Linked DNA regions of Homo sapiens: region 1 is linked to region 2. A link is a loop called in an ENCODE intact Hi-C map of the cell type or tissue named here. Cell type or tissue: CD4-positive, alpha-beta T cell. All regions are shown on one strand. Each heading gives the region's core, and the rest is flanking DNA. Links, peaks and the distances in the headings are about the cores only.

What was found. Hi-C counts contacts between places; a loop is a spot of excess contacts. Peaks named below come from ENCODE experiments on the same cell type or tissue, not always from the same donor. Only the 100,000 strongest peaks of a DNase experiment are listed, where the experiment ranks them.
Region 1: a loop joins it to region 2, with 10 times the contacts of the local background. A loop is called at or near these places in 5 of 110 quality-filtered maps.

Annotation. Positions count from the first base shown.
Region 1 is chr2:197,951,176-197,958,545 of GRCh38, reverse strand. All of the region lies in intron 1 of PLCL1 (phospholipase C like 1 (inactive)), which reads right to left. Among named protein-coding and RNA genes, the nearest start is that of PLCL1, 150 kb to the right of the region's middle. In CD4-positive, alpha-beta T cell, for the core only: no CTCF peak of the experiment used is centred there; a DNase peak (open chromatin) is centred at 4,045.
Region 2 is chr2:197,866,787-197,874,156 of GRCh38, reverse strand. The region is part of intron 1 of PLCL1 (phospholipase C like 1 (inactive)); the gene reads right to left. Among named protein-coding and RNA genes, the nearest start is that of PLCL1, 66 kb to the right of the region's middle. RefSeq lists an enhancer at 609-1,109. In CD4-positive, alpha-beta T cell, for the core only: no CTCF peak of the experiment used is centred there; a DNase peak (open chromatin) is centred at 4,316; H3K4me3 peaks cover 806 bases; H3K27ac peaks cover 2,641 bases.

The DNA of each region.
Region 1 (7,370 bases), core at 2,034-6,033, 84 kb before region 2:
TTAGATGCCATGTGTTTCATTTAATGCAATTTTAGAATAAGGTGTATAGTTTAGTTTGGAGCAAACTTGTCTAACCCATGGCCTGTGGCTGCATGTGGTCCAGGACAGCTTTGAATGCGGCCCAACACAAATTCGTAAACTTTCTTAAAATATGATGAGTTTTTTTTTGCGATTCTTTTTTTTTAGCTCATAAGCTATGGTTAATATTAGTGTATTTTATGTGTGGTCCAAGACAATTCTTCTTCTAATGTGGACCAGGGAAGCCAAAAGATTAGACACCCCTGCTTTATAACTTGGTGACCTGGTACAAAAGGAAACTAGAAATAATATGGATTCATAGAATATTTAAGTTTTCTTCCTCACCAAAAAAAAAGGCTAATTAACTCATATGTAAACTTTTTATCCCACCAAACCCTTAACCAAAGAGTTGTTATCAGCTAATAAAATGAAACTATACAAATATAAAAGCTACTAGACAAGGGAAGCCACATGAGAGAAAATTGAGATAAGCCAGAAATATGATGGTCTTTTTGATCATTTAGAACCAGAAATAAACTTGGGATCACTTTGCATTTGATTTTGTCAAGATTAAAATTAGTCTATTAATAACGTGGATCTGCTTCAGGACAACTTAAAACATGGAAAATATTTGATAGATCTTGTATGATAAAATTAAATCACTGAGGATAAAAAATAAAAATAATGGAAACCAACAATTATCACAGAATTTAACTTTGGATAGAAGGAATATGCTCAAGAAAATAAGGAAGGGCATGGGCAAAATAAGGCATTTGGCATAAAAAGTAACATTCCTCCATTTAGAGCTTGAAGCAGGATGAGGGGCTCTCTGGGAGGGATTATCCTGGTTGAGCAGAGGCCAATAGGCTCCGAGTCGGGAGGCTGTTCCCTGTAGATGAGATGGTCTGAGAATATGTGAGGGAATCAGCAAACTGGCAACTATATCCAAGACTAGAATGCCAATGGTCACAACTTAACAGCCTAAGGTCAGACTAACATATCTACATGTATCCAATATCATGCAAAATCCACCAACTTTATACTAGTGAGAGGCTTCTAAAACAAAGAAAGAAGCAAGAATAAAGAAGCTACAAAAAAAGAGATTTCACCAGAACTAAAACCCTTCATCCACTGGCCCATTCAACTAGCAATTATAAAGGTCAACCCTCTGCAAGGTACTATCCAAAGGAAAACAAAACAAAAGACATGGCCTCTGCCTCAAAAAGTCATAATCTAGTAGAAGGATACAACATAAAGAACTTACACACAAGAAATAATTATAACACAAAGGAACAATCACAGTGCTTTAAGTGAGTTTCAGTACTCTAGCAGAGTTAAAGAAAGAAAAGATAATTCCTAGTGGAAGTGAGTTGGAAAAAAATGTATGGAATTAAAAGCTTTTAAAAAGGCCTGAATAGTTGGGCTTGACTTGATTATAAGATAGAAGGAGAACAATATCAAAAGAGGTGGCACAAGCAAATGCCTATGAAGGGAAAAACAGAGAATAACCAAGTAAAGAAAGTAGTTGACATGGGTAAAGACTTCATGACAAAAACACCAAAAGCAAGTGCAACAGAAGCCAAAATTGATAAATGGGATATAATTGAACTAAAGAGCTTCTGCATAGCAAAGAAAATTATCATCAGAGTGAACAGGCAACCTACAGAATGGGAGAAAATTTTTGCAATCTACCCATCTGACAAAGGTCTAATATCCAGAATTTACAAGGAACTAAACAAATTTACAAGAAAAAAACAAACGACCTCATCAAAAAGTGGTCAAAGGATATGAACAGACACTTCTCAAAAGAAGACATTTATATGGCCAACAAACATATGAAAAAAAGCTCGACATCACTGATCATCAGAGAAATTCAAAGCAAAACCACAATGATATACCACCTCATGCCAGTCAGAATGGCGATTATTAAAAAGTCAGGAAACAGCAGATGCTGGCAAGGCTGTGGAGAAATAGAAATGCTTTTACGCTGTTGGTAGGAATGTAAATTAGTTCAACCATTGTGGAAGAAAATGTGGCGATTCCTCAAGGATCTAGAACTAGAAATACCATTTGACCCCGTAATCCCATTACTGGGTATATACCCAAAAGATCATAAATCATTGTACTATAAAGACACATGCACATGTATGTTCACTGCAGCACTATTTACAACAGCAAAGACATGGAACCAACCCAAATGCCCATCAATGACTGACTGGATAAAGAAAATGTGGAAAATGTGGTACATATGTTTACTGAAGCACTATTTACAAAGCATAGACTTGTAACCAACCCAAATATTCATCAATGATAAACTGGATAAAGAACATGTGGCACATATACACCATGGAATACTATGCAGCCATAAAAAAGAATGAGTTCATGTCCTTTGCAGGGACATGGATGAAGCTGTAAGCTATCATTCTCAGCAAACTAACACAGGAACAGAAAACCAAACACCACATGTTCTCATTCATAAGTGGGAGCTGAACAATGAGAACAAATGGACACAGGGAGGGGAACATCACACACCGGGGCCTGTCAGAGGATGGGGGGCAAGGGGAGGGAGAGCATTATGACAAATACCTAATGCATGTGAGGCTTAAAACCTAGATGACGGGTTGATAGGTGCAGCAAACCACCATGGCACATGTATACCTATGTAACAAACCTGCACATTCTGCACATGTATCCCAGAACTTAGGGTAAAATTAAAAAATAATAATAAAAAGTTTAAAAAAGGAAAGGAAAAAAAAGAAAATGTGGTACATATATACCGTGGAATACTATGCAGCCATAAAATGGCATGAGATCATGTCCTTTGCCGGCACATGGATGAAGCTGGAAGCCATCATCCTCAGCAAACTAACACAGGAACAGAAAACCAAACACTGCATGTTCTCACTCATAAGTGGGAGTTAAATAATGAGAACACTTGGACACAGAGAGGGGAACAACACACACCAGGGCCTGATGGGGGATGGGGGAGTAAGGGGAGGAAAGATCAATAGGAGCAGCAAACCACCATGGTACACATATACTTATGTAACAAACCTGCATGTTCTGCACATGTATCCCATTTCTTTTTTTTTTTTTAGAAGAAATAAAGAAAAAAATTAGATAAAAAATAAAAATAAAGTAGTTGAATCAACCAGGACACAGAGTTCTGGCTAGAGTTATAGGAACAAGGCTGGACTCACACCAGACTGTCAAGGACCATCACTGCAAAGCTGCAGTGTTTGGGTTTTATTTGGTAGGCACTAGGAAGCCACCAAAGGCTTTTACCTGATCCCATCTGGGTTTGATCTATCTGATGAGTGTCTGCAAAGCTGTATTAAGAAAAGACTGAGAGCCAGGAGAAAAGCTAGGAGACTCCTACAACTATCTAGAAGAGTGGTGGTAACAGATGCTTAAACTAAGGTAAAGCGTATAGGAATGGGAAGGAAAAGACTGATGGAAATGATACCTGTTCCTAAAATGTAGCATATTCTGATAGTAACTGGTATATACACCGCCTAGAAAATGAATACATATCATGCCCTCTGGAATTAGAAACTGTTTCTAATTCCAGGATGATAATTCTCCACATAGCTTCCTCTTAAATTCTTAAAATACTTTTTAAATGTTTCCTCTTGAAGAGACAATTTCCTGTAATACACTTTAGCCTCCAAATTAAAATAAATCAAAATTATCACTGATTGTTAGTTCCTAGATTCTGTCAGAGGTTCTTTCCTAACTGCCATGTAGAGAAAGAACAAAGATGGTTAGAAATAGTGCATATCCCAGAATACCAAAAACAGTCCCTGTCATTAATGAACTTAAGTGTGAAATTCATAGAAGTCAGTAGCTACTATCACTTACAAAGCTAGTCGTTTCTGAATATAATCATACTTCAGCAAAGAAGCGCCTCCAAAACTATTATTCTCAAGTGCACACGCATTACATGATGCCATCGTATTATACTAAATTAGCATATAATTCTTGACACCCACTATGATGCTTGCTCATGAAAGAAACCACAGATGCTGAAAAACCATAGAGATTAAAATCTCTCCTGATCATTTTGAAGGAAACAGGAGGCAAGACATCTGAGAAACTAACCTGAAGCTCTCTGCAGGCCTTCCTGTCTTTAAATTCTATTCCAACACAGTGAACAACATAAAGTGTGGTCAGTTTTCTGCTATTTACAAAATGTTTTGTGATCAAACCTCAGAAAGCAAATCTCCAATTATTTGGCATTTGAGAATTCCAGCTTTTAAGTTGAAATGAAACTTGCATTTCGTTTCACTTCACTCAGTCACCTCATTCTAAGGCCAAGAGAAAAAGAGGATCAAGAGCCTTTAGCTGGTATGGAAAAACATAAGGCATTTCATGCCAGTTTATTGCCCTCCATATTGTCTCTCATGAGCTTTCAGTTCTAAATATCCATGTATCCAAATGATAGGATGTCAGTCCCAGTATTATGTAGTCAGTCACAGTTGAGTCAGAAAATTTTTTAAAAACAAACAGCCATGTACACACAGGGCAAAATTATTTCAGTTCTGTCCCATCATGGAGATGTGTATTGTTGCCAAGGTGTAGACCAGTAAAAATACATGCAGATTTATTCTACTGTGGCATTGGTGACTACTCAGGAAGCTAGCAAAAATAGAGCAATATTTTAGAAAAAAAAAAAACTCTGGAATACACGAAGAACTGTTTAAAACACTTAGAAAAGATAACAAAAACACATAGAAAAAATGTTGATCCTTAGATGTCTGAGATATAATTCAGTTTGGTAGGAGAATATCAATATATTTTTCAATCCAGATGCTTCTAAAATTGAGTAAATGATGAGATGTTCATTACTGATATATTAATATATAAGTAAGAGCATGATTGTGGTCCATTTAGAACCTTCAGACCTGAACTCCAATATGCCTCTAGGAATCAGAATCACAGGTTCTCAATCAATAACTCAACCACCCTAAGGTAACATGCAATAATTCCCAATTACCCTGAGGAATTAACCTCTGAGCAAAATGGCAGACAAGCAACTTGCACTCAGCCTGTGCATCATCATTTAGTGATTCTTGGTTGATATCAAGACTCTTCCACAGCTAGGTTAAGTCATGATCCATGGGGGGCTTCCAGAGGTTTTCTGTTCCCTTGGGATTAACACAGCACCCACTGCCCACACCACAACTAAAGGCAGGTAAGAAGGTAACTCATATAGGCAAGGAGTCCAGTTTGAAGGAAGCAGCACTGGTAAGTGTCTTCTGGGTTTATTAGAATGGTACGGAAAACCAAACTTTGGAAATTATATAGACAAAAGAAGCTTCAGAGTCAGCAAACCCGAGTTACATCTCCGCATTAGTCATATGACCTCAGCCAACCTGATTAACTTCTCTGTATGTTATCTCTAAGGATAACAATACCTACTTCATAACATTGTTCTCAAAATTGAATTCAATGAGATACAGTGTGGAGGCACCAGCTATATCTGGCACAGGGCAGCTCTCTACAAATAGTGCCTATTCTTACAGTGCATGAAGGCATGGTATTAGTCCGTTTTCATGCTGCTGATAAAAACATACCCAAGACTGGGTAACTTATAAAGGAAAATAGGTTTAATGAACTCACAGTTCCACATGGCTGGGGAGGCCTCACAATCATGGCGGAAGGTGAAAGGCATACCTTACATGGCAGCAGGCAAGAGAGAATGAGAGCCAAGTGAAAGGGGAAACCCCTTACAAAACCATCAGATCTCATGAGACTTATTCACTACCACAAGAACAGTATGGGGGAAACCGCCAACATAATTCAGTTATCTCTCACTGGGTCCCTCCCACAACATGTGAGAATTATGGGAACTACAACTCAAGAAGAGATTTGCCAACCATATTAGGCATGATTCATCCACACAAGTGCAATGATGTAGGATCCCCACAAGAAAATAGACTTGAGATAAAATACTGCTTACCAAGAATGGTTATGGACAGGCTCTCCAATAAAAGAATTTCAGCATCAATAAATTTAATGACGTTTACTGCTGGCACCTGGGTGCTGCTTCCACAAAAAAATTTTCCTTCTTGCTATGCACCTTCAATCCACAACTAACTCATCTGGTGAATTAAAAGCCAAGTGCTAACTGAAAAGACCAACAAAATAGGCCATTATTGATGAATTTCACTTCAGCACAGAGCAGGTTATCACATTCTTGAACTAATCACTAGCAGGGTACTAACTTAGGGCTGGGAAGGTTTAAGATAGGACATAAATAAAGTTAAAAGTCTAGAGAATGTCCCTTGACTTCCTGAAAGAGCACTTTCTTGAACACCAGGGAATCCCACAGAGAAGAAAAGAGGCTATCACGGGATAGAAGGATTGTAAAGAAAACTTTCACTGCTAAATTATGTTGCCAATAAATAGTCTTGAGTGTAAACACCCAGGCTGTTCTCATTCAGGTTTGAGAAAGGACTTGTTTGCTCAGTTAGGGGTCACAGTGACAGGATCCTATCAGTCCTGGTAAATTAATCACGAATGCTTATTACAAAGACAGAATGAGTTTCGACAACTGTCCTGCTAATCAAAAGAGACAGATTAGTCTCCAGGTTTCTGGACTGGCCTTGTGAACAATTAAATATTTATCAGAAGACAATAAATCACTCAATCAATCAATGGGATTTCTACCAACACAAGTTCATGTTCCTCAGTCACGTCCCACAAGCAACCAGTTCAGAGTGTTTTAAACCTCAGAATTATTTTGATGACAACAGTCTTCTAGTCTTTAATAAAACGTCCTTCCTATGGACAGTGCCTATGTGTTCGCTGGAATTTCTGTTGTTGTAAAGTGACAGAAATCCAGATTAGATTACTTTAAAGCAAAATTAAAATATATTAGAAGAATGCTAAAATAGCCTGTGTTATTAAGGGATTGAACACTCAAACTACAGGAGGTATGCTTCTCTCCACAGTCTGACCTTCTCACTGCAGACCGGCTTCCTCCTCTGGCAGCAAACCTGGCTGTCAGAAGCTCCTGGGTTTCACCTCTTATAAATTCCACAGCCAAAGGAACTGACTCTTTTCTAATACGCTTGAAAATTTCAGGGGAAGAGCCAGCTTAATTCAGGTACCCAACCTGCACAGTCCACTGTGGCCCTGGTAAGACAGCAAATGGAAGCAGGGAAAGAGCAGGGTCATGTGAAGCACAAGGCAGTATCCACTGGACACTCGAGTCATTCCCAAAGGGAAGAGAGTGCTGTTGCCAGAAGAAAGGCTGGAGGAAGGGCTGCACAGACAATAGCAGACCATTATAGGTACTTACATGCAATTTTATTTCAGAGATAAGTATGGCATGAAAACATGTATGT
Region 2 (7,370 bases), core at 2,088-6,087:
CACGCCATTGAGATTTGAATCCGTCATTATTTTGACAAGTAGCCATTTCCCAGAGCAAGTGCTATAAAATGAAAAACTTATAAGTAAAATTTCATAAGGTTGCTTTGAAATTACATTTTTGTTAAAGAACCATTCTAAATACTATTGATAATATTGCGTTACTAAAGTCAACATCAACAAGTACTAAAAAATATTTCCTTTAAGAAGAAAAGCTATCAGTGAACAGCTGAGTGTGGAGATGAAATGAACTACACTGGGTTTCCAACAAAAAATAAGCAAACAAACAAGTAGCAATGCTGAGCCTTGTCCGAAATATTTTGCATCGCAATTTAAGCTCAGATTGTGGTGTGCCAAAAATCTGGCAAAGATTGAGACACCAATGTCAGGACTTTTTTAGGATTTTCCTATTGGAGGAAGGTGGCCTGATATATTGGTGAGGCACAGAGACAATAAAGTCAGACTGGCTGAATCTAAATGTTCTAATCCCCACCCCCAGCTTTGGCTGTATGACATTGTAGACCGTATGGATGCATGCGTTGTGACTCATGAGTCCCAGGGATAGCCACAAATAAGGGTTCTGTTATTTGCATGTGCATAAAACTCAGCCAGATGGATGGGGGTAGCAAAGCCAGCATGCTTGCTACTTTGCAGAAGCCAATTATAGCATGGCTGTGAGCAGCCACAGCCCAGAAGAACCTCTCCCAGCAAGAAAGTTCCCCGCCACAAAGTGTAAGAACCTGCCCAGCACAGCTTGATGACAGTCTCTCTGCAGGGTCCATGCTATTCCTCTACTGGCCACAGGCACTGGACTTCCTGCTGGCTCTGTAACCTATGCAACCACCAGAGAGAAAAAGAGCACTCCGTGCCTGCAGGCTCCCACCTAGAAGCTAAGATGCTGGGGCTTTTTACCCCCACCCTAAAGGAACATGTGTTTGTGATATGTGTATTAATAGAAAGTTTTTTGAATAATGTTATAGTAAACAATTTGTATTGAATACACATAAACATGTTGAATAATTATATTATAAAAATGAGCAATTTAGAAACCTTCCCTATATTAATCTTTTGAAGCCAGTGGAGTGACTATAACATAGTGTGTGGTAAATCTTAGACCCTTGTTAACGCTGACAAACTTTGAACAAGATACTTAATCTCTCTGTGCTTCAGTTATCTCATCAGGAAAATAAGGTAATAGTAATAGTTCTTAGCATGCCATGATGATCAAATAAGATCATAGATGTAAGAACTTTGGATTGTGCTAATGCCTACTAAGAGCCTAATCAATGTGGGTTATTATGCAAATAATTTTACTCAGCCTGTCATCCTGTAGTTATTGTCTTCTTTCCTAGTATAAGAAATCTTTTACTCAAGCTTATCTTACTGGCATTTTAAACAAATAATAATAATATAATTACAATTGTAATCACAAAAATAGCTAATTGAGAATTTATTGTGTACCAAGCCCTTTATAAAACTTACATAATCTAATTCTCTCAATCATCCAATAAAGTGGGTATCATGATCATTGTCATCATTGCCCCCATTCATCAGATGGGAAAAATGAAGCTTAGAGCAGTTCAATAACTTGCCTATGATCACAATCTAGTAAATGGTAGAGCTGAATACAGTCATGGATCTGTGGCACAGCCCTTAACCATTAGGGTACAGTGCCTCCAAGGAAGGGATGCCAATCATATGTTTGGTATAAAACTTATGGTTGGCATTGATGCCTACAGTTTAATGGGGAAAACAGACGGATTACAAATGAGAAAGAGGGAGGACACAGGCAGGCAAAGAGATTCAAGGCCCTAAATGCCTTCCAGACTTAGTATAAAGAAATTAATAGGATAGGTGATTGGTATTGTGCTGATTTGGCTATATTTCATTGAGAGAACTTCCTCTGCTTGCATGGAACAGGAAATTTGCTACCTAAAAGTAAATTAAGGTCACCAGAGGACCTGATGAGCTAAGCAGAAAGCTCTTGGATTAGGCCAGGGGGGAGAAAACTAACAAATTATTTCAGGTCAACTGGCTTTTTAAATTTTACATCTTCCAGCATTGTAAATATTAGTCCGAGTTACTCACAAAAGGTTTGTAATCCAGACTGGAATTTAGTGTCTACAGCAACAAAGTGACAGCACAGCTGAACAAACTAGCCATTCACCAGGAGTCCCAGGAGCTAAGTACCTGCCCCCACTTCTTTCCCACAGAAAGCATGTCCTTGGGTTTATTAGAGAGCCTCCAAGTCCCTTTGTAGAGGGTGTAAAGGGGAAAGCACAGGTGTCCTTGTCAGATAGGTGAGTGTTGCAGTGCTGGTCGTGTTCTTATGGTTGTGTGTTAACCAGAGCAATCAAAGCAAAATTAGAGATTTACTCAAAGCACTCAGGGAGGGGGACACTAAGGAGTGCACCTAACTTAATTTAGGTGGTATTTTGTTATTTTTGTTTTGTATTGTTTGGGGTACGATGTTATTATAAGCCAAGGAATGCCAAGGATTTCCCACAGTCACCAAAACTAGGAGACAGGCATAGAACGAATTCTCCCTCAGAGCCTCCAGAAGGAACCACCCCTTGCTGACACCCTGATTTCAGATTTCTGGCCTCCAAAACCATGAGAAAATGAATTTCCGTTTTAAGCCAACAAGGGTGTGGTAATTTGTTACAGCAGCCCTAGGAAACTAAGGCACTCCCCTCAGTGGATCCAGGTGGGGGTCTGGAATCTGCATTTTACCAAGAACCTCAGGCGTTTCAACACTTGAGAACTTCTGCCTTATCCTATTCCCTCTGGTCTCAGGAGGGCCACACTGCCCCTTCCCTTATGAACCTCATTCTAAGAACAGGCCCCAAAAAATCTAAAGCCAGGGATGTAGGGAAGACTAGGGGTTTCTCTCCAAACAGTACAGGATCTGTTTGGGGTGAAACAGATGTGTCTGCAACTGTACAGGCCCCTCACATCCCTCAGCTAACTCTTCAGGAGTTTAAATTAGGATTCTAAATTCAGGAGTCTAATCAGTCTAGTAATTTAAATGTACCTCTCATTCCTGCTTGAGGGTAAGTATCAAGCCTCTCTGTATGGCATTAGACCCAGGAAGTATCTCTGCCTCTAACACCATCCCAAACACGGAATTTTACACAATACAAAATGTTCACTCTTGCTCATGTAGTTTAATATCCAGAAAAACAGCTCCTCTCCCGAGGTGAGCATCTGAATCACGGATGGTATCAGATATAGTGAATTGGAATGATCAGGGTAAGGGAGTGTGATAAGGAATAGGGGCAGCCTGGTCTCTTTTCCCCCCAGTAGTAAGAATCTCAGCTCTAAGGAAGAGCGTCACTCCTATCTACTCACATCAATTCCACATCCAAGGAGAAGCAGTTCTATTCGAGCTCAAAGGAAAATGTGCATATTCAAGAAATATAATTATACCAAGGCAGCTGGACTTGGAGGTATGGGTAGTAGAATAAAGAGGTTCAAAGTTTTCCACTCTTTGAATAGATGTTCAAAGTTCTCTTCTGTTCAAGCCTGACACTTTTCTCTCTTCCCTTCCCGCTAACAAATATGGTAACACTCTCTGAGGGTAGAGATGCCACATATTTAGAAGGGGTAATGATACTTAGGAGGCCTGTGCAGAGGTTCCCAAATATGCATCAGACTCACCCAGGAAGAATAGTTAAAATGTCCATCTCTAGTCCCTACACCAAGAGATTCTCATTCACTGGGTCTTGGGTGGGTGGGACTCTTAACGCCACAAAAACGAACCATAGGCCTCTAACCTACATTCTATGTTAAAAAGGTCAGTGTGGCTCATGAAGATGTGACTAGATAAGGGTTTGGAGCCTACATGTACCTGAGTGTCCCTTGTACTGTGGTATCAAATAGATTGAAGGTAGTAGGAGACCAGATCAGAATTCACATCAAACACCCTAAAAGCAGCAAAGCTCCCCTTAGCATTTACTCTTATTTCTGCATGCTTTAGTAATTCAAATTCTAGCATGAGTCAATTCTAATCAGTTATTTGTGTAATTCATTTTAGCTAAAGTTCAGTAGAACTGCTAAAACCAGTTAACTCCACGGAGACACAAAACAAAAACTCCATGATGCTTCGTGGCCGCCCAGATACACGGGAATCTTTATTACCCTTCCTGTTTCACAAAGTTTGGTTTCTACCATTTAAGATTTCTGATAAATAACACTTATGGAAAAAAAAAGTATGCTTGAAACCTTTTTACAAAATCAGATAAGAAGCTAGAAGATAATGTTGTGGTTTTCTTTCATGTGATCCCTGAATTACGTAAGAAGTCTTGCCATGAAATTTACCGTTGCAGCATACCTTCTACTATGAGCTGTTGCTGCTGTTTTTACATGACAGATAAAAATTGATGGTGTCAAGAGGTGAGGAGGGATTAAAACCAAACACTAGGATAACATCAAAACTTCTTTCAGTCACATCTGTCCCCATTGTTTTGCTCTCTGCACCAGTGATGGCTCAGCAAAGAAATTACTTTTACATATCTGTTCTCTTTAATCACTGTACCACCCGTGGCAGTTGTCACAATTATCTTGATGCTTTTCTGGCTGTTCCTTCCTTCACATGATCCTCACCACAACCATTTAAAGAACAAGTATGTGACTGCATGAGTCGAACATCAACAGGCCTGAAGCCAGAAATAGTATTATTAGAGTCACAAACTGAATCTATACAAAGTGAAAAAGTTATTATGTAAATATAAATCAAAATAATCACTATTTTTGTTTATATCCCCATTTAGGCAAAAAAAAAAGAAAAAGATACGTAAATTCAGGGGAGTCAGAGGAGGTTATTATTAAGTTCCTCTAAGAAGTGTATTGCTCTTAAAATAATAATTTCACTAAGTACATTGTGGAATGGCCCATGTGGAAGCAATTTGATATGATAGAAACAATAGGGCCTTTAAATCGGACAGTCCTGGTTTTAATTCAAACTCAGTTACTTACTGCTTGGCCTTGTGCAAATCATTTCACTCATCAGAGCCTAAGTTGTTCTCTAATTTTTAAAATGGCAATAATAATGTCTGTCTCACAGACAAGATGTAAGAGCTAGAGAGGACTCTGGTAAACATTGCATTGCATTGCTCAGCGTATAACAGGCACTCAAACTGTCTGAAGCTTTCTAACACAATTATCAGTTTTTAAGTTAAAATGTGACTAAAACTCACTCTTTCACTAAGTTTAATCATTTAGGTATTAATAAAGTATAATTTCTTAGTATTTTTCTCTGGTAGTCTATTCTTTTCTCCCTTCTTGTTTGCTACTAACCAGGAAATTATATAACTGAACCAAACCTGTTAAAAGTATGTGTAAAGGCCAGGTATGGTGGCTCATGCCTGTAATCCCAGCTCTTTGGGAGGCTGAGGTGGGTGGATCACTTGAATCTAGGAGTTCAAGTGAACTTATCTCTACTAAAAAAAAAAAGCGAGACCTTATCTCTACTAAAAAAAAAAAAAAATTCAATTAGCCAGGCATGGTGACATGCATCTCTAGTCCCACCTACTTGGGAGGCTGAGGTGGGAGGATCACTTGCGCCCAGGAGATGAGGCTCCAGTCAGCTATGATCGTGCCACTGCACTCCAGCCTGGGTAAGAAAGCAAAATCCTGTCTTTAAAAAAAAAGTGTAAAATTTTTTAAAAACAAACTGATTTTGCATGTGGTTGTAGAAGGGTTTTCCAGTGAATAAAGATAAAGTACACAAGAATAGGTACTGCATAGACACTGGGATATCTCTTAGGTTATCTCACGAGCCAATTCAGCTTCCTACCTGTTTCTTGCCTAGTTTCCACCTAGTTGAGATTGTCAGATAAGCAACATCTGATATGAAAGACACTGCAGTAATCTACCATTAGTAAATAGCTCACATTTCAGTAAATGCCTAGCCATGTATTTAAATGGAAAAGACTATATGAACACTTCTTTAGCTAGAAGTAATATTCATAAGCAAGCATATGCAGAGTTTGCAGTTTTGACTGGACATAAAAGGTTCACAAAACTTCCAGCAGTTATAATAGCTAAGATAATACCTATTTCTAATGAATAATACAGTGGTCACCGGGTGGATAGGCCTTTCAATTGTAAAAATCCTTGCCATTTGTTTTCAACCATTTGGTATTTTACCTACAGGATCAATCATTGTCATGTTTAAAGTATACAGTATACTCATACAGTTGTCACAGAAATGATGAACAGTGGTTAAAGAGGTATAACTTCAAGTTGAGAAAGACAATTTACAGCACACAGCAGCATACTCAATTTTTTTTATGAGTATTTCTGTGAGATCACCACAAGAGTCAGAGTGACATCTCTAAGGAATTGCTGATAAGGACGTCTGGTTGGGGACAGTGAGCCACGCTAGAAATCCTGGAGCAGAGTAGGCAAGATGATGGCAGTGTTCATCTAACTACTACCCTGGGGATCCCAGCAAACCACAGCCAGAGAAGCGAGGTGTAGCAGGGATGTGTCAGCAACAACTGGCTTGATTGCTCCTGGTTAAGGCTGGAAGAGATTTCCTTAGCATATGAAAGTTCTCATTCACAAGATCATGCACAGAACTAAATGGGACTAGAAACAAAAGATTAGAAACTATGTCTATTTCATCAATATCTTATCACTAATTTTCAAAAATAAATCATCAGATGCTAATTTTGCCAAGTACTCCTCGAAGAGAAAATGGAATATTTGACAATGCTCCATAATGTAATAGCAACAAAGACCAGCGGACTTATAGTACAAAAAAAAAAAATACCTACAGATCCTAGAAGTAACTGCTATAACAGAATTTAATATAGCACCTGACAGCACAGCACAGTAGCCCATTAATCAACAAGTATTCACTATCTATGTGTATACTGCTGTAGAAGATTTAGGGAGAAAGAATAAAATGAGATCACCGCCCACATCAGTCAGGCCAGGAAGGACATGCAAAAGTAAAAGAAGGCATTGCAGAAATGCCCTTCCCTGAACCTCCAGCTCTACAGCAAATCCAAAGCAATGTGACATTGGACAAGGAAGGCTTATCATTCTGACTTCAGTCTTACTCTCCAGGCTCAGATCAGGGGCTTTCTCCCAAGGTCAGATTTCCTGTGTTTGCTAATGCATCTCGGGTCATGCTAGATAACTCTTTCAATCCATTAGTGTGCGTCATTGATCCTACTGGTCCTTCTTTAGCTTTATGAATGATGCCTTTTATGTAAAACACTTGAGAATTCCCAAACGATGATCGCCATGGGGTTAATCCAGGTAGTGCATAGAAGTGTAATAACAATAATGCCTAATTTTAGGATTTAGTATGGGTTCTCCAGAAGCAGACCCCAAGTAGGGAACAGTGGTAGGGAAGTGGG